Regions from separate parts of the Homo sapiens genome. Here region 1 is linked to region 2. Evidence: chromatin loops called from intact Hi-C (ENCODE). Cell type or tissue: CD14-positive monocyte. All regions are shown on one strand. Links, peaks and the distances in the headings refer to the core of each region. The heading gives the core; the rest is flanking DNA. Region 1 holds the start of GLT1D1 (glycosyltransferase 1 domain containing 1). Region 2 overlaps GLT1D1 (glycosyltransferase 1 domain containing 1).

What was found. Hi-C counts contacts between places; a loop is a spot of excess contacts. Peaks named below come from ENCODE experiments on the same cell type or tissue, not always from the same donor. Only the 100,000 strongest peaks of a DNase experiment are listed, where the experiment ranks them.
Region 1: it touches region 2 in a loop (3-fold over the local background); 3 of 110 quality-filtered maps call a loop at or near these places.

What each region holds. Positions count from the first base shown.
Region 1 is chr12:128,848,043-128,863,607 of GRCh38, reverse strand. GLT1D1 (glycosyltransferase 1 domain containing 1) reads right to left here and starts at 10,130. Exons shown (of 12, transcript NM_001366886.1): 1 at 9,959-10,130. The coding sequence starts at 10,026. LOC100128276 (a long non-coding RNA gene) reads left to right here and starts at 10,513. Exons shown (of 3, transcript NR_148996.1): 1 at 10,513-10,532; 2 at 11,256-11,415; 3 at 14,148-14,437. It also overlaps the pseudogene LOC124903089. RefSeq lists an enhancer at 9,149-9,800 and silencers at 9,662-9,861, 10,052-10,151. In CD14-positive monocyte, for the core only: no CTCF peak of the experiment used is centred there; DNase peaks (open chromatin) are centred at 6,937, 9,137 and 11,097; H3K4me3 peaks cover 4,916 bases; H3K27ac peaks cover 4,695 bases.
Region 2 is chr12:128,914,120-128,929,684 of GRCh38, reverse strand. GLT1D1 (glycosyltransferase 1 domain containing 1) reads right to left here. Exons shown (of 12, transcript NM_001366886.1): 6 at 14,696-14,752; 7 at 3,231-3,326; 8 at 2,531-2,580. Among named protein-coding and RNA genes, the nearest start is that of GLT1D1, 68 kb to the right of the region's middle. RefSeq lists an enhancer at 13,070-13,189. In CD14-positive monocyte, for the core only: no CTCF peak of the experiment used is centred there; a DNase peak (open chromatin) is centred at 9,014; H3K4me3 peaks cover 320 bases; H3K27ac peaks cover 2,192 bases.

The DNA of each region.
Region 1 (15,565 bases), core at 6,201-11,200, 66 kb after region 2:
TCAGGAGTTCAAGACCAGCCTGACCAACATGGTGAAACCCCGTCTCTATTTACTAAAAAAATACCAAATTAGCTGGGTGCGGTGGCACATGCCTGTAATCCCAGCTACTTGGGAGGCTGAGGCAGGAGAATCACTTGAATCCAGGAGGCAGAGGTTGCAGTGAGCCGAGATCACGCCACTGCACTCCAGCCTGGGCAACAAGAGCAAAACTCCATTTCAAAAAAAAAAATAATAAATTATCCAAACTACCTTGTTTGATTGCAAGTCACAAAGCTCCCATTCCAGAGCGGGCCTGCCTTGTACCAGAAGGAAAGAAGGCTGCACAGAGGGGCGAAGATGAATCCAGACAGACTCGCCTTGCTGGGCCTCCCCAAGCAGTCTATCGGTGTTCGATCAGACCCTTTTCATCCCATCCTATTCCCATGTGGCTGTCCGTACCTTGTTGAACCTAAGCATAAACTGGCCAGTCTCTCGTGTCTCTGGGTCTTCATTCTGAAGGCTCCCATGTCATGTAAAACTATGACCAACACAGGTGTGTGCCGTGTCTCCTATGAGTCTGTCTTTGCCCAGCTGGTTTTCAGTGAACCCTCAGAGGGGGAAAGGGAAGCTCTTCCTTGGACCCTACGCCCTCTGGAACTAGGTCGGCTCTATTCAGAGTCCTCTCTCTGTCATCACCCTACACTTCTCTGTCATAGCACTGATCGTATCACAATCAGACAAATGTTTGGGTAATTACGTGCTTGTGTCTGTCTTCCATGCTAGAATGCTAGACTTGTCTTCCAAGTGACAATGCTTAGCATCGAGCTGATGTGCGCAAGCTGTCTGTGGTTGAGCGGCTGCCTCCTGAGGACAGGGACTGCTGACGCCGGCTCTGTGTGTAGCGCCTACACAGCACTGTACCCATGGGAGACGCTCAAAAAATATCTGCTGAATGAAGATATTAACAACTTTCTTTTTGTGTGATACAGGGTCTCATTCTGTTGCTGCCCAAGCTGGAGTGCAGTGGTGCCATCATGGCTCATCACAGCCTCAACTTCCCTGGGCTCAAGTGATCCTCCTGCCTCAGCCTTCTGAGTAGCTGGGACCACTATGCTCAGCTAATTGGTGTATGTTTTGTAGAGATGGGGTTTCACCATGTAGCCCAGGCTGGTCTCAAACTTCGGAACTCAAGCAATCTGCCTGCCTCAGCCTCCCAACGTGTTGGGATTACAAGAGTGAGCCACAGCGCCCAGCAACAACTTTCAATGGCTATCTTTGTGGTTTTTTTTTTTTTTTTTTTGAGACAGAGTCTCACTCTGTCACCCAGGCTGGACTGCAGTGGCGCAATCTTGGCTCATTGCAGCCTCCACCTCCCAGGCTCAAGCAGTTCTCCTGTGTCAGCCTCCTGAGTAGCTGAGATTACAGGCATGCACCACTATGCCCAGCTAATTTTTGTATTTTTAGTAGAGACAGGGTTTCACCATGTTAGCCAGGCTGGTCTCAAACTCCTGACCTCAAGTGACCTGCCTGCCTCAGCCTCCCAAAATGCTGGGATCAAAGGCGTGAGCCACCGCGGCTGGCCTCAATGGCTATCTTTGGACGTGGAAAAATTAGTAACAAGATCTTCAAAAAACAAACAAAACCAAGGAAGGCAGAAAAAATAAAATAGCCTCCTTGTCTGAACTTCATCTGCATTCACACTTTCCTTTGACTCCTCAAAAGAAAATCTAGAAAACCTGAAAACTTTTCCTCATACTTTTTTTTTCTTCCCAAATGCTTGACACAGAGAATTCAGAATGATGCGGCCAGAAAGTAGCCGGGCCTGGAAGGGAAAGTACTGCCTTGGATGCAAAGGATGTTTGCATTTCTTCCTTCGCTTTCTCTCCTTTCTGGTCCGTGTCCTGTAGTGCTCCGATCTGCCCCCATTATCTAAAATGCTTCCCATTCCGACAAACACACCTTTGCACTCTCCGTTCCAGATGGAGAAACACAACAAACACACAGTCACCACCCCGCTGCACCAAGTCCAGCTATGAGTGTGACAACATTTGCCATCATTCTGATGTCAACACACTCCTGGCTGGACTGAACTGCCCCTTGGGCTTCCCTGCTCTGGGCCGAGGAGGACCAAATGCTCTATTTTGTTCTCTTCCCGAGACCATCTTCACGCATTTCCCCAGTACCCTTGGCAGCTCTGCAGACAATACCCTAGGCATGCAACTCAGTTATCTAGTGAATATCTGATATCAAGATGTAGAGCACGGGTCAGAAGGCCTTTCCTGGAAGCAGACAGAGAGGAAATACCTTTGGGTTCGTGGGTCAGAGGGCCTCTGTTCTAACTACTCCATTCTGCCCCTGAGAAGCAAAAGCAGAAATGTGAACAACACGTAAGCGTATAATAGTATAGCTGGGGCCACTACAACTTTATTTACAAAACTGGCAGGGAGGCTGCGTTTCACCCCGGGCAGGCAGCAGTTTGTCGCCCTGGTTTTAGAAGATGATTTCAGTGTTTCCAAGGACTAGCCTCCTGTTTTAGCATAACGGGGGGCACCCTTTGAAACAACTCCACAACTTACTCTCGGCGTGAATATTTTTTACATCCACTCCTTGTGCAGTTTATCCCCCTCCACAGGTGACATGAACTTGGTTCTCTAGGTGTCAGACTCTATTTTTTCACTTACCAGAGCTGCTTTTAATTTTGAACTTCACCGTTAGAAACTGACCTAGACCAATTTCCCCGGTTCCGTGAGGACGGCCTGGCTCTCCTGGCAAATGTTCATTCTCAGGGGATCAGAGGGGGGTGGGGACCCTTCTGACCTCTTCCTTCCAACCTCACCACCAGGTGTGCCCTACAATGAGAGGAACTCTCACTCCAGATTCAGCCACACACACACAAAACGGTCTATTCTGCTGGGCTGCAGAACTCTCTGTGTTCTCCAAGCACCCTGCCCGAAGGATCGAGTCCACACTGGACCATACTGGCAGCCACACTAGCCAATCTAGTTAAGCCAGATGACAGAGGGTTATGGCAGGGATGCAAGACCAAATAGAGCTGGCAACCCCTCAAGGGCTGCCCAGCAGGTGAGGGCTCCCTGACTTCTTGGTCAAAAGCCTGTGTCGTCTTCCCAGTGAACCACATATCTTAGACACTACTAATTTCTTTTTGTTGAGACGGAGTCTCACTCTGTCACCCAGGCTGGAGTGCAGTGGTACAATCTCGGCTCACTGCAACCTCTGCCACCTGGGTTCAAGCGATTCTCCTGCCTCAGCCTCCCGAGTAGCTGGGACTACAGGTGCCAGCCAACACGCCTGGCTAATTTTTGTATTTTCAGTAGAGATGGGGTTTTACCATGTTGGCCAGGCTGGTCTTGAACTCCTGACCTCAGGTGATCTGCCCGCCTCGGCCTCCCAAAGTGTTGGGATTACAGGCGTGAGCCACCGCGCCAGCCTAATTTCTGAAATGCTTTATGCTAATGAACAAATCTTCTGACGTGGGTTGCTAATGTTACATTGCTTAGGAGACATCTCTAGAGTGTAGGTGCCACATTAGGGTATTCAGAATACTCGCTAGCAGCTCACAGGTTATACTTAAAGGAAACTTACACACCCTGAACACTTTATACTGAAGAATATTTAACGTGACACACAGACAATACGACATCAATTCTCAAGTTATTGATCCCCCAGATTTTTTGCCCAAGAAACACATTATTCCATTCTGTCACCTACATCTTCTAAAAAACTACTAGACAGCAGAAGCTTTAGATTTTCCTGTCTTTTTTTCCCAGTATTTTCCCTCTATCATGAAGGAAATCACAGGTTTTTCTCTCCTTCATTCCCCACACTCAACTGCCAAGTCCTGTTCATTTTACTTCTTAAATATGCCAAACCCAAATACATACATGATTTTCAACTACACACAAATCTCATGGCCTTTCATGGTGCAATCCTGTTTTTGGCACAAAACTGAAGGTGTCGCGTGGCCCTGTCTCCCTCTCCAGCCACATCTCCTGACCCCACCTAGAGAAGGGTTCATCAGCAAAGCCCTGTTCACATGTGGAGCAGGGTCACTCTTGGGGAGGGGCTGCCCTGTGCACTACAGGGTGTGGAGTGGCGTCCCACTCAATGCCAGTAGCCCCCAACACTAGTGGTGACAGCGAAGTATGTCTCCAGACCTTGCCCAACGGCCCTGGGGGCAAAATGGCTCCCCCTCCTCGGCACATCCTCTGTGCCCCATGCTCTTCCGGAGGCAGAGTCGCTGATCTACAGGATTCTGTGCTGTGAAGGCTGCGTGACTCTCAGCTCTGGAAGAGATGGTCTCTTCCCATCCCATTGGTTGACGCTCTGCCTAAGACGCCTCCCCCTCCGTTCTCCCACCTTGCTAACTAAGGCCCATTATGCTGATTAATAGCTCACAACTGTTGTTGATGAAAAGAGTCAAACTCTGTAAAATATTAAGAGATTTATTCTGAGCCAAATATGAGTGACCATGGCCTGTGACACAGCCCTCAGGAGGTCCTGAGAACATGTGCCCAAGGAGGTCGAGGTACAGCTTGGTTTTACACATTTTAGGGAGGCATGAGACATCAATCAAATACATTTAAGAAATACATTGGTTTGGTTCAGAAAGGCAGGACAACTCAAAGCATGGGGGTTGCGGGGAGGAAGGGCAGTTCCAAGCTATAGGTCAATTTAAACATTTTCTGGCTGACAATTGGTTGAGGCTTGTCTTAAGACCTGGGATCCATAGAAAGGAAATGTTCAAGTTAAGATAAAAGACTGTGGAGACCAACGTTCCTTTGAAGTCTTACGGTGGCTGCCCTTAGAAACAATAAATGACAAATTTTTCCTCTTCAGATCTTTAAAAGGTGCTAGACTTTTAGTTAATCTCTTCAGGATTGGGAGGGCATGGAAGAAAAAGATCTAGCTATGTTAATGGAGATTTTTTTTTTTTTTTTGAGACTGAGTCCCCCTCTGTTGCCCAGGCTGGAGTGCAATGGTGTGATCTCAGCTCACTGCAACCTCTGCTTCTGGGTTCAAGCAATTCTCCTTCCTCAGCCACCCAAGTAGCTGGGATTACAGGTGTGTGCCACCACGCCCAGCTAATTTTGGTATTTTTAGTAGAGACGGGGTTTCACCATGTTGGCCAGGATGGTCTCCAATGCCTGACCTCAAGTGATCCACCTGCCTTGGCCTCCCAAAGTGTTGTGATTACAGACGTGAGCCACCAGGCCCGGCAGAAATTCTTTACAGATGCAGATTTTCCTCCCACAAAGGATGGCTCTGCAGGGCCATTTCAAGATATGGCACAGAAGCATGTTTTGGGGTTAAATATTTTGATTTTTTTTCTTGTCTCATAATGTTATGCCAGAGTCAGACTGGAAGGTAAGTCACGATATACAGTGTCAAATAAAACCCATCTGATGGGATTTTATGGTTTGTAGGGCATGACTCCCAGACCCCTTAGACAGGAATTTGGGCAAGATAAAAAAATCAGAGCTTAGTCCTCACTATGTTCCAGACACTGCTTTAAAAACGCTGAAAGTGTATTAACTCTTTTAATTCCATTCACAACCCATATTGGCATCCTCATTATGAAAAAGAACACTGAGCCACAAAGCAAACTTGGTCTGGACCTTGCCATTTTTCAACAGGGAATGGGCTTGGAAGGCACGAGAAGGCTTTCCCTGACCTCTGATCTGGGATCGGTCCCCACCTATATGTCCCCAGAGGATTCTGTGCTTCCCAGGCCAATACATTCATGAGGATTTAGCACCCTTACTTATAGATGGGGTGTTGCTTTACAATGACCAACTTGTGCAAGAATAGAACCCCTTCTTTTTTTCTTTAAATTCAGTCTTACCTAATTCTGACCTCCTATTCTGCCAGGCTGATGGGAACTCCAGATTTACGTATTTGGGGAACTCCTTCACCAAGTGTCCAGGGTCAGTTGAAGGTGGTCTCCGGGGTCTTTGGCAGAGATTTTGGAGGAGAACATCCAGTCCTCACTGCTCATTGCTGATTAGATCACAGGGACTCTCAGTCACCAAGGGAACCTCCCTCCCCGCCCGTCCAGGACACCAGCATCATTTCCTCAAGGAGACTAAGCTTTCACAAGGCAGAAGATGTCTTCAAGCAACTTCTGCTTTTTTCTTTTTCTTCCCCCAGCAATCCTTCCTGAGGTGAAGGACAACAAACGCCTGGTCTGAATAAACATCAAAGCCTGAATAGCAGCCTTTATTCTGCTTCTGCACAGCCAGGAAAAGAAAGAACGAAGTGACTAAATGGCCCTCCACTCCAGTTTAGCTGAAGTCAACCTTCTGCATAAACCCTGCCCGCCTCCTTCCCCTTTGTAGCCCCAAGGCCTAGCAAGACAGGCACTTTCAAAAGTGCACCACCAACAGAATGATGGGGGAGTGAATCTCAGGACGGCAGCTAACATAGTTATTTTTTCTATTAATTCACCTCTGAGTTGGGACAAAAGTAACGTGACCTTGTGGGTGGATGTGAGTTTGGGCCCTTGGAAGATGTGGGTTTACAGCTCAAGTTAGGAGCAAAATATTAAATAACAGGTAATATTTCCTTTTTGCCTGAAGCTTCTAACTCTGTGCCCGTTCAGGTTCTTCGGTCACTCAACATTGTTTTTGATTTTCTTTTCTGTTTTTGAAACGGAGTCTTCTCTGTCTCCCAGGCTGTTGTGCAGTGGCGCCATCTTGGCTCATGCAACCTCCGCCTTGCAGGTCAAGCGATTCTTGAGCCTCTGCCTCCCGAGAAGCTGGGATTACAGGTCTGTGCCACCACAGCTGGCTAATTTTTTTATTTTTAGCAGAGATGGGGTTTCACCATCTTTTTTTGTTTTCTTGTTTTTTTTAGTGGTAATTACTTCTTAAGCACAAAGTGTTTTCCCCACCACATGTACAAGCCAGATTTGGCCTCTCTCTCTGACTCATTTCCTAGCACTGGCCCCAAACTCTCTATAGTCCAGTGACCCTGGCTGCCTTTCTGCTTCTCACACAGCTCAGGACCTGTGTTCTCACCATTATTCCTTCCTGGGACCATCCCTCCAGATCTCAGTGACAGCCTCTTTTCGGTCTTAGCTTCAATGTCATCTCCGGAGACAGCCTCCCAGACCACATTCTCTAAAGCATCTCAGCCATCATCATGCCTCTCAATCACTTTATCTAGTTTTGTCAGAGGCGTCTGAACCAGAGTAACTCAGTCTTGAATAAGGGCTGGGTAAAATGAGGTTAAGACCTACTGGGCTGCAATCACAGATGGTTAAGGCATTCTAAGTCACAGAATGAGATAGGAGGTCGGCACAAGATACAAGGTGATAAAGACCTTGCTGATAAAACAGGATGCAGTAAAGAAGCCAGCCAAGACCGACCAAAACCAAGATGGCAACGAGAGCGACCTCTGGCTGTCCTCACTGCTACACTCCCATCGGCACCATGACAGTTTGCAAATGCATGGAAATGCCAGGAAGTTACCCTATATGTTCTGGAAAGGGGAGGTGTGAATAATCCACTCCTTGTTTAGCATATCATCAAGAAATAACCATAAAAATGGACAACCAAGGCCAGGCGAAGTTGCTCATGCCTGTAATCCTAGCACTTTGGGAGGCCAAGACCAAAGGATCACGTGAGGTCAGGAGTTCGAGACCAGCCTGGCCAACATGGTGAAACCCTGTCTCTACTAAAAATACAAAAATCAGCTGGGTGTGGTGGCAGGCGCCTGTAATCCCAGCTACTCCGGAAGGTAAGGCAGGAGAATCGCTGGAACCGGGGGGCAGAGGTTGCAGTGAGCTGAGACCCCGCCATTGCACTCCAGCCTGGGCGAAAGAATGAAGCTTTGTCTCAAAAAAAAAAAAAAAAAAAAAAAAGGCAACCAGCAGCCCTTGGGGCTGCTCTGTCTATGGAGTAGCCAGTCTTTTATTTTTTTACTTTCTTAATAAACTTGCTTTCACTTTAAGGACTCGCCCTGAATTCTTGCTTGTGCAAGATCCAAGAACCCTCTATCGGGTTCTGGATCAGGACCTCTTTCCGTTAACAGTTTTGTTTTATTTTTTAGAGTTTTGATCTGCCACCCAGGCTGGAGTTCAGTGGTGCAATGTCACTTCGCTGCAGCCTCAACCTCCTGGGCTCAACTGATCCTCCTGCCTCAGCCTCCTGAGTAGCTAGGACCACAGGCATGCACACACCACATCAGCTAATTTTTAAATTTTTTTTTGTAGAGATGAGGGTTTCACCATGTTGCCCATGCTGGTCTTTAACTCCTGGGCTCAAGCAATCCTCCCATCTCAGCCTCCCAAAGTGCTGGGATTACAGGCTTGAGCCGCCATGAAAGCCTGCCCTAGGTTTTTTGTTTTTTTTGTTGTTGTTGTTGTTTTTTTTTTTTTTTTTTTTAGATGGAGTCTGGCTCTGTCACCCAGGCTAGAGTGCAGTGGCGTGATCCCAGATCAATTGGCTCACTGCAACAGCTGCCTCCCAGGTTCAAGCGATTCTCCTGCCTCAGCCTCCTAGTTTTGCTTTCTTAATAGCACTAATCCCTATGTGAAATCACCTCCTTCATTCCTCTCCCATACTGGGATGCTGGTTCATCCAACAGAGCCAGGAACACAAAGGGCTCCTCACTGCTAAACCCAAGCAGAGCATCACTGACCTATTTAATAGAAACCTGCACCATGAAACCTGAGTGTAAATTTTCCAGCAAATTTCAGAAAACTGATGGATCCTCTCTTGGTCATTTCTGCTTATGATCTTTAGGAGAAATTAGCTGAAAGGGACATGAAAGTGTTGGTGGAGTCTCAATTGCTCATTTTAATGATGAGGAGGCCGGGCACAGTGGCTCATACCTGTAAACCCAGCACTGTGGGAGGCCGAGGCAGGCGGATCACCTGAGGGCAGGAGTTCGAGACCAACCTGGCCAACATGGTGAAACCCTGTCTCTATTAAAAATACAAAAATCAGCCGGGCGTGGTGGTGCACACCTGTAATCCCAACTACTTGGGAGGCTGAGGCAGGAGAATGCTTGAATCCAGGAGGCGGAGGTTGCAGTGAGCCCAGATTGCGCCACTGCACTCCAGCCTGGGTGACACAGCGAGACTCCATTTCAAAAAAATAAATTGATGGGGAAACAGGCCCACAGAAGGGAAGTAAATCGGGAAATTTCATGAAGCAAGTCCGCTTTTACACACACACACACACACACACACACACACACACACACACACACGGCTTCTGTTAAGCTGCAGGCTCTAATCCTGGCACTTCCCAGGCTTCGCCTCAAGGAATATGTTTATCCGGCTAATACAGGCCGAGCGCCCGCTGTGCGGGTGGGAGGCGGCGGGATTAACGCGGCGGCCCCTCCCCGGGCCCCCGCCGGGCTTGCGTTCCAGCGACCAGAACACAGACCAACAAGTAAACAAATAAGACAAAGGCAGAAAAAGATGAGTGTGAAGGAGCTAACCAGCCAGGAAGACGAGAATAGACAGGGCAGAGGGGAGGTGGGAAAGGGACTTCGGGGACAGGACCCCGGACGCCGGCACACAGCCGAGACCCGATCCGCGAGGGCAGGGCTGGCACCGCGGTCCCCGGCCTGGAAACGCGCCCCCGCCGGGAGCTCCGCGGACCCCGCTGCGCATCCCTGCGGATCCTGCTCCCATCCTGCTTCTGCAGCGAGGCCTTCCCGGGCCCCTCCACGACAGGCTCCGGGCCTGTTCACCTGCTCAGTCCCCTCCGGAGAGCGCGAGGCCAATGCGCCGGCCGCACGGAGACCCGGGGACACGCGCGCCACGCAGAAGGCACCGACCCCCGCGCGCCCGGCAGGCGGCACCGGCCCATCCGTTTGTGCGCGCGGCTCGGGACGGCCCCGGCGCGGCTGGAGGGGGCCTGGCTGAGCGCCCCGCGTCCCCGGGTCCCGCGTCCCCGCCCCCCGGCCCCCGGCCCAGGCTTCGTAGGCCCCGGCGCCCTGCACCTACCGAACGCGCTGGGCCGTGACCGCGTTGCCGGTGTGTGGCCGCAGCACCGCCAGGAACAGGAGCCGCATGCCGCCGCCGCCGCCCGGGCCATCGACCGGCCCCGCCGCCGCCGACCAGGCCCCGGGGCCGGCGCAGACGCGGACGGCGGGGGAGCCGGGGCGGCTGGGTCTGTCCCGCCCGCCCCTCCCCGAGGCCGCGCCCCAGCTCGCAGGTTCCGGCGCCAGGCGGGGAGGGGGACAGGAACCGGGGGCCTCGGGCGGCGCGAGCCCTGGGTGCGGGGTGGCGCGGGTGTGCCCCGTGGGGTCCATCACCAGGGTAGCCGCGGTCTGTTTCCACCTGGACCAGGACCAGCGGTGACCACAGTCCCTTCCACGGGGACCAGGACCATCGGTGACCACAGTCCCTCACACGGGGACCAGGACCAGCGGTGACCACAGTCCCTCCCAAGAGGACTAGGACCAGCAGTGACCACGTTCCCTTCCACAGGGAACAGGCAGCGGTGACCACAGACCATTCTCACGGGGACCAGGACCAGCGGTGACCACAGTCCCTCCCAAGGGGACCAGGACCAGCGGTGACCACAGTCCCTTCCCACAGTGACCAGGACCAGGGGCGGCCTTGGTCCTTTCCCACAGGGAACAGGAGCAGGGGTGGCCATGGTCCGCTCCCATGGAAACCAGTGATGGCTTCCATGGGCTTCATTGGGAAATCAGGGCTTCACGGAACACCGGGTTGGCTGCAGGTCTGTGCCCACCGGGACCAGCAGAGACCTCGGGTTCCGTCCCACAGGGTGCTGCAGAGAGGGGCTCTCAGCCTCATTTTCCATGACAACCTGAGTGGGGCCTTGGTCCGCACGAAGCCCAGGATTCCTTTCTAGTCCCATTCCAGGGAACGTGGCATGATCAGTCCCAAATTCCTTCCCAGGCTAGACTACCCTAAAACTAACCCGAGGAGGGGAACATGGGGACTGTGTGAGGAGACAGTAGAAACCCATTTCAGGGCCGCACCTGTCGGGTGAGAAAGATGTTGGAGAGGGGAACCTGGGGTTCATCAGGGTACATGGGCTGCACCTGGTCTGGATCTCCAAACTAGGATACCTTGAGTGAGAGAAATAGGGAACTGAAGGAGGCCTCTGGCAAAATGCCATCTGTGGATTTAAACAAGCACTCCCCAAAACAGCTGTTAAGTGTTTACAAAGATGCACATGTATTTACAGATGTGGGACATTCTAGTGGGTGCCCAATATTTCCATTGACCTTCAAACTTGATTTTCTGTCATCCCCTAAATACCTTCCAGCCTCAAAAAGGTAAAGTGGGAATGAAGAAAGCCATGACATGGGATAACCACCGTCAGTGGCAGGTCTCCGGCCTCCCTACGCAGCATGGTGACCCCCAGGCTTATCAAGATATAAAAGTCCATCCTGGAGGGCACATTCGGCTCCGCAGGCTTCTCCCAGGTACGTCCACCACTCTGCCTCTCAGTGTGGCATGGAGTAGGGAAGAGTTGTATATCATTGTAGAACAATCAAAATCCTGTCCTCCTCTCACTCTCAAAAAAACACCCAGGATTTTGCTCTTCTTCCTGGTATTTCAGCTTCCCAGGCACCAGGCAGGCAGGCCACATCCTTTTTAAAGGACAAAAGCGATCTGAAAATATTATCATTCTGCTAAACAACTTAATACTTTCCAACAGAATTACATAAGCAAACAGGAAAGGGGACAAGTTGCACAGAGCTGTCACAACCCCCTTCTAACGACATTTTAGAAAAAGAGTTTTGACCCCGGGCACGGCGGCTGACTCCTATAATTCCAGCACTTTGGGAGGCCGAGGTGGGTGGATCACTTGAGGCCAGGAGTTCAAGACCAGTCTGGCCAACATGGCAAAACCCCGTCTCTACCAAAAATAGAAAAATAGATGGGCATGGTGGTACAAGCCTGTAGTCCTAGGTACTTGGGAGGCTGAGGCATGAGAATCATTTGAACCCAGGAGGCGGAGGTTGCAGTGAGCCGCGATCATGCCACTGCGCTCCAGCCTAGGCAGTAAAGCAAGACTCAGTGTTAAATAAATAAATAAGTTTTGAGTGGACTCCTGATATATTTGCTACACACCAAGAAGAGGCAATAAAACGCAGTGTCTGGTGTGGTATACAGAAGTAGAGGGGGGCACTTGCCCATGATCTTCCCCTATTTCACCTTGCCCATGGGATATTAAAAGCTAAATGTGAACAGATACATTTCTGATTTTACAAAGGCGACTTCAGCATGAGCCCAGAAAGGAACCTCCCTAAGGAGAGTTGAACTGGCAGCCTTGTGGGCTCAATATCATCCTTAGATGTATTTAGGCTACACCGTGTTTTTCATAAAAGCTGAGCTATTATTTTTTGTTTGTTTTGAGACAGTGTCACTCTGTCATCCAGGCTGGGGGTGCCGTGGTGTGATTATGGATCACTCCAGCTTCCACCTCCTGGGCTCAAGTGATCCTCCCATCTCAGCCTTCCAAAAAAGTAGCTGGAACCATAGATGTGCACCACCATGCTGGGCTAATTTTTTGTATTTTTTGTAGAAGTGGGGTCTCACTATGTTGTCCAGGCTGGTCTTGAGCTCCTGGGCTCAAGCAGTCAACTCACCTCAGCCTCCCAGAGTACTGGAATTACAGGCGTGAGCCACTATACCTGGCCAAGCCACCATTTTTTAATTGGGAGCTTTCATATAGAAGTTGGAATTTCTGATATCTGTTAAAAAATGAGAGATCTGATTAAATGAAGCCACCATCCTGTGGCTGACTGAAGCTGGGAAGCAGCTGCCTGCTTAAGATGAAATCTGAATGTGCCATTTCACACAGTGCTTGAAGGCTCACTTCAATTCCTTGATAACCTCGATCTGTATTCTTGTGTTTAGAAAAAATTTGAAGTTTATTTTTACGTAAATTAAGTTCAGAAGAAGGTGGCCCAAGCCTAATATAGTGGCTGTACCATCACCAGGAACCCAGACTTTCCTCTGTCTACTCCATCATGCTAGTGTTTAGCTTCTAGTCTCAAGATCACCTTATCAAGGAATTGATAAGGAGTAGGACTGCTACAGCTCCACCCATCACATCAACATTCCAGGCAGCAGGAAGGAAGGAAAGGCAAAAGTGGTGCACTCCAGATGGTGTATTTTATTTTAAAGTGTCTTCCTAAAAATGCAAACAGCCCTATGCCTTTATTGTGTTGGCCACGTGGCCATTTCTTGCATCCAAGGAGGCTAAGACATGCGGTCTATTAACTGGGTACACTGCCACCTAAATACAATCGTGGTTACTAAAGAAAAGTGGCAGAATAGGTTTGCAGTAAGTCACCTCTGCCATAGCAATCTAAATTAATAGATTAAAAGAGGAAATGGCAGAGGCATTTGAATCAGAGCAACTCCCTCTTGAATAGGGGCTGGGTAAAATGAGGCTGAGACCCGCTGGGCTGCCTCCCAGGAGGTTAAGGCATTCTAAGTGACAGGATGAGATAGGAGGTCGGTACAAGATACAGGCCACAAAGATCTTGCTGATAAAACAGTTTGCAGTAAAGAAGCCGGCCAAAACCCACCAAAACCAAGATGGCAATGAAAGTGACCTCTGGTTGTCCTCAACTGCTACACTCTCACTAGCGCCATGACAGTTTAGGAATGCCATGGCAACGTCAGGAAGTTACCCTATATGGTCTAAACAGGGGAGGCATGAATAATCCACCCCTTGTTTAGCATATCATCAAGAAATCACCATAAAAATGGGCAACCAGCAGCCCTCGGGCTGCTCTGTCTATGGAATAGCCATTCTTTATTCCTTTACTTTCTTAATAAACTTGCTTTCCCTTTACTGTATGGACTCGCCCTGAATTCTTTCTTGTGTGAGATCCAAGAACCTTCTCTTGGGGTCTGAAATAGGACCCCTTTCCGGTAACAGAAATACATATGACCCTCTCAATGGGTGGAATAAGAACATTCAGTAGGATTCAACACTCATTCTTGATGATACAAAAGAAGTAATAAAAGTAAGAAGAAAGAAAGGAACAAAGGAAGGAAGGAGGGATGGGGAGGGAGGCAGGGATGAAAGGAAGGAAGGAATTCAGTAATATAAGAAACTACGAAGAACTTTAAAAACTCTGTTTTTTAAAATCTTGCAGGTAAAAATTGCCTGACTCTGTGATTATCTCTTTTCTAGTCTCTCTACAGCTTATGAGTGGTTGAACCAGATTCAGAACTGCTCTCCAGAGGACTTTTGGAAATTTGGGGATGGAGAAGGAAATTTGTTGTCAGAATGATTAAGGAATGTCGTCAATATTTCACAACTAGGCCCAGAAGTTTTAACACCTTGCAACGTATAGGACATCCCTGCCTAAAGAAAAAATGCTTTTCCCCAAATGCCAGTAGATACCTGTATTAGTCAGGGTTCTCCAAGGAAACAGAACTAATGGGAAATTCATATTCGTAAATGGAGATTTATTATGAGGCATTGGCTCATGTAATCATGAAGGCTGAGAAGAACCCTGATCTGCTGTCTGCCATACGGAGAACCAGGAAAGCTGGTGGTGTAATTCAGTTCCAGTCTGAAGGCCTGAGCAATGGTGTAAATCCCAGTTTGAGGGAGGAGGGGGAATGGTGGGGGTGGTTGCTGAGAAGATGACATGAAATGTGCCCGCTCAAGCAGTGAGGCAGTGGGGAAAATGGAGGGGGGTGGGGAAGGGGGGGCAAATTCCTCTTTCCTCCTCCTTTTTTTCTTGAGAACAGGGTCTTACTCTGTCCCCCAGGTTGGAGTGCAGTGGTAGGATCTCCGCTCACTGCAAACTCCGCCTCCTGGGTTCAAGCAATTCTCTTGCCTCAGCCTCCTGAGTAGCTGGGATAACAGGCACACACCACTATACCCAGATAATTTTTCATTTTTAGTAGACACGGGGCTTCGCCATTTTGGCCAGGGCAGTCTCGAACTCCTGACCTCAAGTGATCCGCAGACCCTCCTCGCCTCCCAAGTGCTGGGATTACAGGCGTGAGCCACCGCACCCAGCCTCCTCCACCTTTTTCGCTCTACTCAGACCTTCAACAGATTGGATGAAGCCCAGCCACACCGGGGAGCGCACTTGCTCAACTCAGTTCACGGACGCAAATCTCATCTGGAAACACCTGCCCAGGTCCACCTTGAAACTACGTCCAATGTGGGCCCCTGATATGGGTTTGGATCTGTGTCCTCGCCCAAATCTCATGTGAAATTGTAGCCCCCAGTGTTGGAGGTGGGGCCTGGTGGGAGGTGGCTGGATCATGGGGGTGGATTTCTCATGAGTGGTTTAGTGCCATCCCCTTCGTTCTGTCTTCATGAGAGTAAGCAAGTTCTCACCAGCTCTGGTAGTTTACAAGTGTGAACTCGCCGCACTCTCTTGCTCCTGCTCCCACCATGTGAGACGCCTCACTGCCCATCTGCCTTCTGCCATGATTGGAAGCTTCCTGAGGCCTCCCCAGAAGCAGAAGCTGCAGTGCTTCCTGTACAGCCTGCAGAATCGCAAGCCAATTCAACCTCTTTTCTTTAAAAACTACCCAGTCTTAGGTATTTTTTTTCTTTTCTTTTTTTTTTTTTTCCTTTTGAGACAA
Region 2 (15,565 bases), core at 5,969-10,968:
TGGCCTAGCCCTTGACATTTTTAATACCTTTTGTGGCCCTTTCCAGGTAAATATTTCCAAAAGCCTTTGAAAATACTGAGAAAAGCTTGTAACTCCCATGTCATGCTTTTTTGGGGTCCCTAGGGAACTACAAAAAACTATATAAGAAAGAACCACAAAACAGACAAGGTGCCTGGCAGTTGTGTAGAGTTCGCTTCACTCAGATTTTCAGGGACACTGCTGCTTTAGGGACCGGAAACAGAACACCCCTGAAGAAACGGAGTCATCACTGCCAATGGTACACCCCATCTGGCTGGAAACGCTAAGTGCGTTTTGTTTTCCAAACTGCTTGGAGTCAGTGCAAGCTCTTTCTCATGAGATGACCAGTGCAGCCACACAGACTTTATTTAACGCTGCAGACCAGGCAGCTTAGTCCATGTGAGCTGCTATTGCAAAATACCATAAAGCAGAGGCTGACGAACAACAGAAATGTGCTGCTCATGGTTCCAGAGGGTGGAAGCCAACACTGAGGTGCGGGAAAGATGGGTGTCTGCGAGGCCTGCTTCCCATCCAGATGCTCGCCAGGTCCTCGCTTGGTGGAAGGGGCGAGGCAGCTCTCCGGGGCCTCCCTAATGGGCACAAATCTGCCCTCATATCTGAATCACCCCCAAAGGCCCCACCTCCTAATACCCTCACACTGGGGAACAGGTTTCAACATAGGAATCTGGAGGGATGCACACACTCAGGCCATAGCAGCAACCCTGGAACAAAAACCCCACAAAGAGGCCGGGTGCGGTGGCTCATGCCTGGAATCCCAGCACTTTGTGAGGTCGAGGCAGGTGGATCACCTGAGGTCGGGAGTTTGAGACCAGCCTGCCCAACGTGGTAAAACCCCCGTCCCTACTAAAAATACAAAAATTAGCCAGGTGTGGTGGCAGGCGCCTATAATCCCAGCTGCTAGGAAGACTGAGGCTGGAGAATCGCTTGAACCCAGGAGGCAGAGGTTGCAGTGAGCCGAGATCACACCATTGTACTCTAGCCTGGGTGACAGGAGCGAAACTCCATCTCAAAAAGAAAGAAAGAAAAAAAAAAACCACAAACACGCGGAGCTGTCACTGGCAGCGGTCCACCCTGTCTGGCTGGAAACACTAGGTGTATTCTGTTTTCCAAACCGCTTGGAGTAAAGACGAGCTCATTCTCATGAGATGACCAGTGCAGCCACAGATTCTATGAATCCTAAGCCCTTGGGACTTCTATTAGGACTGGCGTGGAACACAGCACGTGTTTGGTCCTGATCTGGTGAGGGACGAGTGAATATCCCAGAGTCCCCATGGAATGGGAGGCGGCATCTGCAAGTGGCTCTCAGGGGCTCCATCCCTCGGTCACGGCCACCATAGTCACGGCCACCAGAACGTCTCCCATCCCAGCGTGTTTCTCGGATTTACAGATACTCATTTTCCACACAACAAGGCTCCCAAAGGTGTCACCTGCCATCTGATGCTGGGTGGAAGGAACCGTGCCAAGTTTGTTGAGCAATTTAAGGAAATTTCAAAGACAATTTGGATCACACATAATATTTGCCTTATGCACCAAATTAGACTAATTTTCACTTTATATAACTTTAATTTTCTTTTTATAGGACTCCTATGTATTTCTTTTCTTTTTTTCTATTCTTTTTTGTTTTTTTTTTTTTTTTTTTTTTTTTTGAGACAGAGTCTTGCTCTGTCGGCCAGGCTGGAGTACAGCGGTGCGACCTTGGCTCACTGCAGCTTCCACCTCTCGGGTTCAAGCGATTCTCCTGCCTCAGCCTCCTGAGTAGCTGGGATTATAGGCACCCACCACGATGCCCAGCTAAATTTTGTATTTTTAGTAGAGATGGGGGTTTCACCATGTTGTCCAGGCTGGTCTCCGACTCCTGCCCTCAGGTGATCTGCCCGCCTCAGCCTCCCGAAGTTGCCAGGATTACAGGCGTGAGCCAGTGCGCCCAGCCGGACTCCTCTGTATTTCCGTAGAAGTTATTAGTTATCCTTTGTAGCAATAAATTAGTCGTCAAGATTCATTGCCGTTGTAATGATCTTTAACCTTGGTCTAGTTTTCATTTTTAAGAGGCAAATTGACTTCATTTACTTAAAAAGAGGAAAACTCCACTTGGTTAGAAGAGCAATGTAAGCTGGGCGCGGTGGCTCACGCCTGTAATCCCAGCACTTTGGGAGGCCGAGGCGTGTGGATCACAAGGTCAGGAGATGGAGACCATCCTGGCTAACACGGTGAAACCCTGTCTCTACTAAAAATACAAAAAGTTAGCCAGGCATGGTGGTGGGCACCTGTAGTCCCAGCTATTCGGGAGGCTGAGGCAGGAGAATTGCTTGAACCCGGGAGGTAGAGGTTGCAGTGAGCCGAGATCACGCCACTGCACTCCAGCCTGGGGGACAGAGCAAGACTCCGTCTCAAAAAAATAAAGAAGAGCAATGTAAACTGATTGTAGAAAATACATAAAAAGTATATAGAGGAAAACAGAGATGAGATAAGTGTTTACTGCACATCAACTTACTTCAGGACCCACAATCACCAGGTGCACATTGGGCTCCTCCTGATGCCAGGCTTGGGAAGAAAAAAGAAGACAAAAAAACACTTCAAATGGGTTTAAGTCACAGCTGCAAGCACAACTAACTTCAATATAAATTTCTCAATAACATAAATTATTTCATATCATTTGGCTTTCATTCATAATATTAGGCAATTTAAATTATATTTATTTAGAATTTCTGTATTTGACATTTTATGATTTTAAGTGAATTTCTACAATATTATCCATTGTCCAGATTTCTAATTTACTGGATAACTAGGACTAGTCTCCAATATCACCCCAATTCAATGTGGACTTTGGAATATACCAAGACTGTATCGATTACCTTAAACAATAACCAAAACTCCAAATGCATCACACAAATCAGCATGTGTGAAATATTTTCAGGTAAAATTATTTTAGTCCTATCATTATTTGCTATTTTTATGATTTTCTCAGAACCTGAGGGCACAGGACAGTGGAAAACTAAACAGAAATTCCTCCAAAGAGCTGCTGATCCCATGCATTATTTTTCTGTTCTTTTCCAAAGTAGCAATCTAGAAACAGTTCTGCTCACGTGCAAAGAATGAGGAAAGAAAACTCAGGGCCCTGAAGAGAGAAATGCTGAGATGGGCGCCCACAAGGAATTCTATAAACAGTGGAGGAAGGTAGCCAGCAAACACACCTGAAAATGCGTCCACCAGATAGAGAGGATCCTTAACTTGTCGAAGTCCACATATCAGAAGAAATATGTGCAAATTATCAGCACTTTGGTTAATCTCTGTAAGAGAAGAGTTCAGAATGTTTTCAGTGGGGAGGGCTCTGGATGCTGCAGTAGCAATGACATCACAGATGCATTCAGAAGTGGAGGCCTCTGACTTCGAGGCCAGCTTCTCCTACTCTTATTATTATTATTATTATTATTATTATTATTATTATTATTATTGAGACAGAGTCTTGCTCTGTTGTCCAGGCTGAGTGCAGTGGTGCAATCTCGGCTCGGCTCACTGCAACCTCCTCCTCCTGGGTTCAAGCAATTCTCCTGCCTCAGCCTCCTGAGTAGCTGGGATTATAGGCATGCACCACCACACCTGGCTAATTTTTGTATTTTTAGTAGACATGGGGTTTCACCATGTTGGCCAGGTTGGTCTCAAACTCTGACCTCAGGTGATCTGCCCGCCTTGGGCTCCCAAAGTGCTGGGATTACAGGCGTGAGCCACCACACCCCGCCCCTACTCTTACTTTTATATTAATTTCCTTGCTGTAAACTAATGATTTCTGGTGGGAAAAAATGGAGCTGAGCTCAGGCTGTAAAATGCAACTTTTGCTGCAAAGAAAAAGGATGAGGCACGGGGGAACTGACTCAACTATGACTGAAATAGGAGCCAGACGTTCTAGAAAAGATTTAGATGCAATTCTAGATAGGAAGAATAATGTCTTGATGAAACTAGAAAAATGGTTTATATATTAATGTCCTCATGAACTCATATATGCATAGAGAGATCCACACACCTAAATGAATGCATGTCCTGGAATCAACCCAAACGCCCATCAATGATAGACTGGATCAAGAAAACATGGTACATATACACCATGGAATACTATGCAGCCATAAAAAGGAACGAGATCATGTCCTTTGCAGGGACATGGATAGAGTTGGGAGCCATTATCCTCAGCAAACTAATGCAGGCAGAGAAAACTAAAAACCGAATGTTCTCACTTATCAGTGGGAGCTGAATGATGAGAGCACATGGACACATGGGGGAAGGACACACTGGGGCCTGTCGGAGGGTTGGGGTCGCAGGAGGCAGAGCATCAGGAAGAATAGCTAATGGATGCTTGGGCTTAACACCTAAGTGATTGGATAATCTGTGTAGCAAACCACCATGGCACATTGTTAACCTACATAATAAACCTGCACATCCTGCACATGTACCCAGAACTTAAAATAAAAGTTGAAGAAAAGATAAACAAACACATGTCCATAGGTATATAAAGGAAAATGTATACAGATACCAAACCATCACATTGTACACCTCACATACATATAATTTCATTAATTGTACCTCAATAAATATGGAAAAAGTAAAAAAAAAAAACAAAAAACAATTTATTTATGAAGAAAAGAAAGAAGCAGCATTGTTTCCCAGGTTGGAAGCTGTCACTAAGACTGCTTGTGGTGGATGGCCACAGTCTTTGCAGCCCTTCCCATCTGAAGTGGAACAGATCACTGTACCCCAAGACCCGGGGCTGGCCTGGGACTTCCAATGGCTGTCAGTGGCAGTGGCCATATGTGATTTCCAAGCCTGGGCGGGGGAAGACTTTGTGCTTCCCACTCTCCCCACTGCCCCGTTCACACCGGTACCCTCTAATCTGGCCCCGCGATCTCTGTTCTCATTCTTAAGAATGAGGCTTTTTGGCTGGGCATGGTGGCTCACCAGGATCACTTGAGGTCAGGAGTTCAACATCAGCCAGGCCAAGATGGTGAAACCCCATCTCTACCAAAAATACAAAAATTAACTGGGCGTGGTGGCGGGGGCCTGTAATCCCAGCAATTCAGGAGGCTGAGGCAGGAGAATCACTTGAACCCGGGAGGCGGAGGTTGCAGTGAGCCAAGGTCACTGCACTCTAGTCTGGGTGACAGAGCAAGATGTCTCAAAAAAATAAATAAATAAATAAAAGAGGCTTTTTCTTTTTTTTTCTTTTTTTTTTTGAGACCAAGTCTCACTCTGTCAACTATGCTGGAGTGCAGCAGCACGATCTCGGCTCAGTGCAACCTCCACCTCCCCGGTTCAAGCAATTCTCATCCCTCAGCCTCCCAAGTAGCTGGGATTACAGGCACACACCACCACCCCGAGCTACTTTTTGTATTTTTAGTGGAGATGGGGTTTCGCCATGTTGGCCAGGCTGGTCTCGAACTCCTGACCTCAAGTGATCCGCCCACCTTGGCCTCCCAAAGTGTTAGGATTACAGGCATGAGCCAGTGCTCCAGGCCAAGAATGAGGCTTTAGTCTGGAGACTCCCGGCTGCATGAGGCCCTGGACACATTATGAGCTCATGCAGGACCCAGTGAGGGTTGGGCCGTCTGTAAGTGTCCAAGTGAGCCCAGCGGACACACATGAAGCAGCCCTCGCAGGGCCAAACCCCAGCATCAGGAGAAATGCAGGGGTGGCTGCTTTCAGCTGGTGCATTTTTTTTTTAATGAGAAAATATGTTTAATTTTGTAATAAAAGTTTCTGAAAAAGAGGCGTAAATTTAGACACATTTGCTTCACAGTCCAAATTCCTATAGTGAATCTGCTCTCTAAAGTGAGGGATCCTGGCCAGACGCAGTGGCTCACGCCTGTAATCCCAACATTGTGGGAGGCGGGAGGGCAGATCACCTGAGGTCAGGAGTTCGAGACCAGCCTGACCAACGTGGTGAAATCCCGTCTCTACTAAAAATACAAAAATTAGCTGGCTGTGGTAGCAGGCACTTGTAATCCCAGCTACTGGGGAGGCTGAGGCAGGATAATCGCTTAAACCCGGGAGGCGGAGGTTGCAGTAAGCAGAGATGGTGCACTGCACTCCCAGCCTGGGTAACAGAGTGAGACTCCATCTCAAAAAAAAAAAGAAAAGAAAAAAAGTGAGGGATCCAGACCAAGACATCTGCAGATACAGGAAAAAGCTGAGCCTTATTAGCAAAGACTTTGGAGGCATTAGAAGGTCCAAACCCCCCACCACAGAACAAATGGGAGCAGGTGGTGCATCCTGCGGTGGCTTATTACAGCTCAGTACACGACGCATGCAATAGAAATTGCTAATATATTTTACACAAGCCGACCTAAAACTTCAGCATTTATAACCTGTATAATTGGCCATAAAATTATGCAGGTTCAAGGTTTTCTTTCCCAGCACAGGCATTCGTCCATTATTTAATTCAAGCACTTTCATTTTCTCTATGCTATTCCAAATCTTGAACAAGAATACAACTAGTGTGAATATAATGACTTATGGCGACACCACTTTAATGCAATCACAAAAGCTTCAAAAAATTAATACCCAACGGGAGCAAATCTTACTGAAATGTTAAGATCGAGATGTCGCTCTTAGAAAAGCCTTGGAAAATTGTCACAGCCTCTGAATAAGCCGCTGACAATCTGCATTGTCAATTTTCATTGAATATGTAGAGTTTTTAATATTTCCTTAATACTCTTTTTTTTTTTTTTTTTTTTTTTTGAGATGGAGTCTCAGCCTGTAGCCCAGGCTGGAGTGCAGTGGTGCGTTCTCGGCTCACTGCAACCTCTGCCTCTTGGGTTCAAGCGATTCTCCTGCCTCAGCTCCCTGAGTAGCTGAGACTACAGGCACAGGCCATCATGCCCGGCTCTTTTTGGTATTTTTGGTACAGATGAGGTTTCACCATGTTGGCCAGGCTGGGCTCAAACTCCTGACCTCAGGTGATCCACTGGCTTCATCCTCCCAAAACGCTGGGATTACAGGCATGAGCCACCGCACCTGGCCCTTTCCTTAATATTCTAAGTATCCTGAAGCTAACTTTAGAAATGCAAACCTTAGTGAGTCCTTGTTTGACCAAAAGTCTAAGCTAGACGCTACATGCAGAATTTGAATTGTAGGTCAGAAGAATTTGAGGTTAGGCATTTGAATATGAGGTCAAGAGTCAAGCTATTCATTTTAATAAATGATTGTTAAAAATGGAGAAAACTTTTCAAGATTGAGAGGTCAGGTAGGAGAAACAGTCCAAGCCTACATTACTAGGCAAAAGCCACTAATGAATGCTAAAATTTGCAAGTGAAAGTTTGATGAGGATAGAGATTAAGAGCACCCTCTCAAAAATTACTTACTAATTACAAAGGAAATATAATACCTGTACAGTACACGGAGAAACCAGGGAATACCAGTTTAACTAGGGGAGGAAGCCTTAGCCCAGCACACATAGCTGGTGTGTATACACACACACACACACACACACACACACACAGAGTTTACATAGTCAGAAAAAGATCTCCAGTATTGGGACAAGCTGACGCTGTACACATCCATATGTGACACACTGAGAAGGGAGAAACATCACTTCCCCCATATTCTTGATGTGCATGGAATGTCTATTCATATACACAGAAGGGGGAAGAGGGAAAGAAGGAAGGTACAAGGAGAATCACAAAGGTACCAAAAAGAGGGGGAAGTCAAGAATCAGTATTACCGAATTGGAAAAAAAAAAAAAAGTAAATGTCAAACAAACAAACAATCTACAAAGATGGCATCCAGAGATGGTATTGAAAGCACTGTGTGAAGAACGCAGGTGACGTCAAGATGAAGAGACTCTGTTTAATTCTTCATTTTTGCTATGTGAGAAGTATGAGTGCTGGAAACCTATGTTGTTCCTCTACTCTGACACACTTAGCTACTGAGAACTCGAGGCTCTGAAGACGCATTGGCATTTTGGTCACACAGGCTGTAAAAAAGTGGCCCTCCAACTACCCCCGTCCTGGGATCCCTTGGAAAGATGGCCCTGAGAAGAGAATAATCCATAAGATACAATATTGATTTTCAGAGTTTTTTGACTATGACATACGGTAAGATAAACATATTATGTTGCAACTCAGTCACACGAGATATATAAATACACACATACACATACATAGACATAGAGTTTATATATGATTAAAAACATACTTTAGGCTGACTACATGCAAGCCACTTCGATGTTTTCTATTTGATTTCACTTCAATGTTTAAAAGTGCTGGTCCCTAACTTACTCAATTCATTATGAGACCCCTGACCTGCAAGACGCTGCAGGGAGATGGAGTGAATCCTATATTCCTTTCCTCTCCCCTCATCTTCTTCCTGGGTTGGAGATTAAGTGTAATGGGAATATAGGAAACTAAATTAGAAAATGATAGAATAAAGGGCTATAGACTTGTCTTACTCTAGGTTAAAAAAAAAAAACTAAAAGAAAGAGACAGCATTTGGATTTGAGTAGCTTATGTGCACTTTCCACATACCAAAATATCATTCACCAAAAATAAAGATTATAGAGGAAAAATCCTGATCAAGTGTTCAAGGGCTCAGGCTCATCACACGTAAGCATCAACTCTGATGAATTACACTTCGGGCTCCCTAAAGCCCCTGACAGCTTTAAGGTGGTATAAATTCTTAGCTTTTAACAAAGAACTATTAAATAAGGTTGGCCTGCTGATGCTCAGAGACAGGGCACATACCTGACTAATTTTTTTAATAAATGTTGTCTCCTCCTTTTAATGCCAAACTTATTTTTATTACCTTTGCTTTTCCTCTAATATCTAGGTTATCCATGAGTCAAGATTTGAACTCGTCACTTAACAAATGTCTTTCCGATAGAACCATTTCCTGGAGAACGGTATTTTTATCTTCAAAACAAAATGTGTTGTTTTCACGATCTGGCATATTGCTGCCAACAGCTACACTCCACATTGCTTAATCTCCCAAGTATGAGTCATGAGCGGGCTCAGGAACAGAAACCCAATCCACGCTGAGGCAGTCTCTATGCCCTGTATTCTATTCTAGAAGCTGTCTTTATTATTTTCTTTTTTCTTTCTTTCTTTTTTTTGAGACAAAGTTTCACTCTTGTTGTCCAGGCTGGAGTGCAATGCCGCAATCTCACCTCACTGCAACCTCCGCCTCCCAGGTCCAAGCAATTCTCCTGTCTCAGCCTCCCAAGTAGCTGGGATTACAGACATGCACTACCACACCTGGCTAATTTTTGTATTTTTAATAGAGACAGGACTTCACCATGTTGGTCAAGCTGGTCTTGAACTCCTGACCCTCAAGTGATCCGCTGCCTCGGCCTCCGGCCTCCCGAAGTGCTGGGATTACAGGCGTGAGCCACTGCGCCAGGACACACTCTTCATTATTTTTCACTTGTTATTACAAAAAAAAAGTACTTCAGTCGAACACATTAGACTTACTAAATTATAGCTGAAAAAGCTGATTTGGGGGCTATGCAAGAATAAAGGCTTCTACTAACACTAGTTTTCCATACAAAAAACAAGTGAGTTTTCCTAGGACTAGCCTGAGGAAGAAAAGTGCTACAATCTGAGTTAGGCAAATTTGAGTTTCCATTATAGAAATACAAATAGAGTTGACAGAGAGATAGAGAGAGAGATGGAGGGGGAGAGAGAGAGAGAGAGAGAGAGAGAGAGAGAGAGAGAGAGAGAGAGAAATAAGCAATAAAACTAGAAATACAATAAAACAGAAATCAGAAAAACAGGAAGGAGTTACCCAGTCAATTTAAGCTTTCATACGTTTTAGGTTTGATAGCCTGAAAGGAATCATGACTTTAGATGTGTTGGTTATTGAAATTTAAAGGCAAAATTCATAGAACATGGAATCATCACATTTAAAATGTATCTAGAAATGCACAGAAAAACTCAAAGACCAGGTAACTAATTTGATGTCTACACATCTATCTTCCAATCAGAATAGCTATTGTCAATATCGTGTGAAAAAATTACAACCATGCCATTTACTACACTTAACCTGCTTTATTATTTATTTGTTCTTAGTTGACCTGTTTGTATGTGAGATAATGGTAAGCATAAGAGGGGTTTGATGTTTTAAATTAAGGAGACTTACTCATTCTTTAGCTGGGGCTTAGAGATAGAATTGAGTATGGTCAGAAAACCTGTGACATGCCGGAAGAGGAGAATGCATCGCCACGTGGACATCAGACATTTAAGAAGCACACTACACACCCTGGTGACTAATCAATCACTCAACTGTTTATATGCAGTGTTAAATGAAGCCCTTCCCACCCACTCCCCCTGATTTCAAGGTTAATAGTTGGTGAGAAGGCAGATGGTATCTGATCACTAATAGTGTCTACCAACTTCACTCTACCTTCTGTTTTCACTGTCTGAAGCTCCAAGTGGGAGGGACAAATCACAGTCACAGGTTTCCAATGCTCCAGAGGCCAAGGGAAGATAGAGTAAGGTTGATGAGGACGGCCCATCCCCAGAGCCTGAGAGACGACAAAGACAAACGATGGCACAAATGCGAACAGATGCCTGATCATAAAACCCAGAGACGCAGATTAATCCTACATCTACCCTTAAGCCGTTATCTGCCACTGTCAGCTATCAGAGCCACAACCAGTCTCTCTAAGCCCATATATTCTGAATACATTTACAACTTCTAATTGCACACATTAAGATTAAGCAGCAGCCAAGTAGGTCTCCAGAGGAAAACGCTTTGTAAGGAGTGTTTAAAATCTCCTGGCTGTTCCCTTAATCATTCAATAGCAAGACCAACGAAACAGTCAACCCTGAGACTATGGAATGTGATGACAAATCATTCTCCTACTGGAAATTATGAATCTTAGTTACAACGCCATTGCGTCCTGTGATAGATTGAAGACAGACTAACCTTACAACAGGAAATTGAAAATGGGCCCACTCGTTCTGAATAATGGTACATGTAACTGACATGACAAAGCAGCTGAGGTCGTGTGGGTTCATCTGTAATACTGAGAACAGCCATGCTAGTGTGGCTGAGATTGATGAATACACTACGAAAATTATTTCTGATAAAATGCTTGGAAATTTTTCTTTTCAATAGAACTTAATACTGACATAGAGTATGTGGTAGAGGCTTTGTTTCAAGTCTTTTTTGTTTCATTTTATCTTATTTTATTTTAAGTTCCAGGATACGTGTGCAGGATGTGCAGGTGTGTTACACAGGTAAACGTGTGCCATGGTGGTTTGCTGCATCTATCAACCCATCACCTAGGTATTAAGCCCAGCATGCATTAGCTATTTTTCCTGATGCTCTCCTGATGCCCCCAGCCCTACCCTCTCCTGACAGGTCCCAGTGTGTGTTATTCCCCTCCCTGTGTCCACATGTTCTCATTGTTCAGCTCCCACTTATAAGTTGAGAACATGCGGTGTTTGGTTTTCTGTTCCTGCCTTAGTTTGCTGAGGATAACGGCTTCCAGCTTCATCCATGTTCCTGCAAAGGACATGATCTTGTTCGTTTTTATGGCTGCATAGTATTCCACGGTGTCTATGTACCACATTTTCTTTATCCAGTCTATCACTGATGGGCATTTGGGTTGATTCCATGTCTTTGCTATTGTGAATAGTGCTGCAATGAACATACACGTGCATGTATCTTTATAACAGAATGATATATATTCCTTTGGGTATATACCCAGTAATGGGATTGCTGGGTCAAATAGTATCTTTGTGGAATTGCCACACTGTCTTCCAAAACGGTTGAACTAATTTACATCCCCACTAACAGGGTAAAAGCGTTCTTATTTCTCCACAAGCTCGCCAGCATCTGTTGTTTTTTGGCCTCTTAATAATCGCCATTCTGACTGATGTGCGATGTTATCTCATTGTGGTTTCGATTTGCATTTCTCTAATGATCAGTGGATGATGAACTTTTTTCATATGTTTTTTGGCTGCATGTATGTCTTCTTGTTTCAAGTCTTTAGCATGAAAACAGACTTGGGGTGTCTTTCTGTTTGCTGAGGGCAGAGAATTGATTTTGCATCTTCAGTCTCTTCTTAGAAGTTTGCAGCAGGAGGCTAGGCGAGGTGGCTCATGCCTGTAATCCCGGCACTTTGGGAAGCTGAGGCAGATGGCTTACTTGAGCTCAGGAGTTGAAGACCAGCCTGGCCAACATGGTGAAAACCCTCTCTCTCCAAAAAATACAGAAAATTAGCCAGGTGTGGTGGGGCGTGCCTGTAATCCCAGCTACTTGAGAGGCTAAGGCAGGAGAATCGCTTGAAGCCAGGAGGTGGAGGTTCAATGTAACAGGATTTTACAGAAATTGATGAGTTGAGCCCCAAATTTAAATTGATATGCAAAAAACCTAGAATAGCTAAAATAATTCTGAAACAAAGTTATTGACTAACACTACTTGGTTTCTAGACTTACTATTACCCTATACCAACAAAACAGCATGATATTGGAATAAAGATAGGCATAGATAATGGAAGGCCACATACAGTAAACTGACTTTCAACGAAGGCACCAGAGCAATTCAATGGGCAAAGAAAAACATTTCCAATAAATGACGCCGGAACCATCTGGATATTGTTAAGAAAAAAAAACAGATCCCTACCTCATACAACACACAAATAGTAATTTCAGATGGATTTATAATCTTAAATGAAAGAGCTACAGCACTAAAACTTCTAAAGACATTTTAAAAAGAAAGAAAAACATCTTTGTGACCCTAGGGTAGGTAAAGATTTTGTAGACAGGACTCAAAAGCACTAACCATCAAAGAAAAAGTTTGATAAACTCGACTTCAATAAAATTTAAGCCTCTTCTGCTCTTCAAAAGACATGGTTAAGCAAACAAAAATATAAACCAGATAATGGGAGAAAATATTAACAATATATTTATCTGACAAAAGGCTTGTACCTAGAATATAAGGAAGTTCTACAAACCAATAATTAGAAGACACACACACACAATTGGCTAGACACTCACGAAACAAGATACATGAATGGCCAACGCGCACATAAAAAGGTGCTGAACAAAATTAATCATCAGGGAAATGAAACTTAGAAGAATGACAATGAGACACCATTTCATTATCTCCCTAGAACAACTAAAATTGAAAAGACTGTCTACTCCACCGGTGGGCAAGAATGTGGAGTAACTGAAGCTCTTGTCAGCTTCTGTGGAAGTGTAAGATGGCACACCTTGGAGAACTGTTTGGATATTTTTTATAATGTTAATCATATAGTCAAGCTATTTGACTTAGAGGCATTTATCCAAGAGAAGTGAAAACATAGGTCACCAAAAAACCTTGCACAAGGATATTCATAGTAAATGTATTTGTAACGGTTAAAAATGGAAAACAAGCTAAAAGTTCATCAATAGAAGAAGAGATAAACAATTTGTGATATATGGAATGAAATACACCATTCCAAAATAGAATACTAAGAAAAAAGGTCTACAGATACACACAATAGGGATAAATCTCAAACACATTAGTTGAACAAAGAAAGCCAGATACAAAAAATTATTCAATGCATGACTCCACTTAGATGAAGTTCAAGAACAGGTAAAACTAATCTAAGATAAGAAAAATTAGACTAGGAATCGCCTATAAAGAGACAGAAATTAAATATGGAAGAGGGCATGAGAGAACTTTCTTGAGTGGTGGAAATGTTATCTATCTTGATTGGGGTATTTGTCACATGGGTATATACATTTGTCAAACATTTGCCTAATTTTACACTTGAGATCTCTGCATTTCACTGCATACAAACTATAGAATTATTTTAAAAAAAGGATGAGTTCACTCTATTCTACTGACATAATGAGCAAAGAAGGCAGGTTAGAGTAGTAAGTGAAGCTTGACTTTGTCTTTTAAACATCATTATTTACATGTAAATTGTTGAGAAAGATCACATCAAACATTAATAGCAGTTTCTTTTTGGTGATGAAATTTCAAGTGATTAAAATTTTTGTTGCATTTTTTGGCCAGGCCCAGTGGCTCATGCCTGGATTCCCAGCACTTTGGGAGGCTGAGGTGGGTGGATCACCTGATCAGGAGTTCGAGACCAGCCTGGCCAATACGGCAAAACCCCGTCTCCATTAAAAATACAAAAATTAGCCAGGCATGGTGGCGCATGCATGTAGTACCAGCTACTTAGGAGGCTGAGGCAGGAGAATCACTTGAACCCGGGAGGTAGAGGCTGCAGTGAGTCTAGATCACACCACTGCACTCCAGCCTGGGCAACAGAACGAGACTCCATCTCAAAAAAAAAAAAAAATGTGTTGCATATTCTGATATTTTCTCATTTTTCTACAATGGTAATTTAACTACGTGTATAATTAGTAAAGTAAAATAAAATGAACACATGAGGTTGTTATTCTTATAAAGAACAAATGTCACAGGAAATGATACTGAAAATTTGGAAAGCAGGTGCTAAAAACAGCATCAGAAAGGGCCAGAGCCCCTGTCTCTCTGGCTTTCTAGCCCTGCTGTTCCTCAAAAGGATAAAACTACTCATGAAGCCGCAGACAGAGGGAAATGAACCTTGTTCTCTCTGACAACCACTTTTTCAAAACCGCATGAACGTCACAAGCTCCTGAAAGTAACTGACAAGATGCACTTCATCAAAATCCTCTAAGAAGATCTCATGTCTCACCAGAGCGTTGAAGAAAGGTATTCCAGTTAAAAGCGGCGTTTGGTGTTGTTGCAATTCCTGGGTCAAAGAAACAAAAAAAGGGCAAGTTCACTTTGAAGCGACTGCTGAAATACAATGAGTTATTTTGTGTTGAGGCTTATTATTATTATTACTATTATTCTTATTATTTTGAGACAGAGTCTCGCTCTGTCACCCAGGCTGCAGTGCAGTGCCACGATCTCTGCTCACTGCAACCTCCTCTTCCCGGTTTGAAGCGATTCTCCTGCCTCAGCCTCCCGAGTAGCTGGGAGTATAGGCGCCCGCTGCCACACCCGGCTAATTTTTGTATTTTTAGTAGAGACAGGGTTTCACCATGTTGGCCAGGCTGGTCTCGAACTCCTGACTTCAAGTGATCCTCCCGCCTCAGCCTCCCAAAGTGCTGGGATTACAGGTGTAAGCCACCACACACGGCCCACTTGTGTTGAAGTTTAAATAACAGTAGCACCTGGTTTTTATAAAGCCGCTCGATGCTCTGAGTGTGTCACTGAAGTCCCATGAATCCTTCAGCACAGGAGGGTTAAAAAGAGCCCATGGATTCCACATGAGAAAAGACGCACCCCTTTCAGCCCCAGGATCCATGACAGGCCCAAACGGGGTTAGGGGTTAGACAAACCTTGAGTTCCTTAAAAATGCCAGGAAGTAACAGGTTTCAAAAACACTGTCAGCTAAGCCCCATGTGAAAATTATACCTCCCTGTAAAATTCCCACTCTCAACCCTCACCAACTCATGCCTGATGGTCTGTTGGCTATTACTTCTTCAGAGAGAGAAGTTACATTTAATTTTTGCTGAAAAAAAAAATGACTATTTTACAATTTAGAAATTCAGAGGCA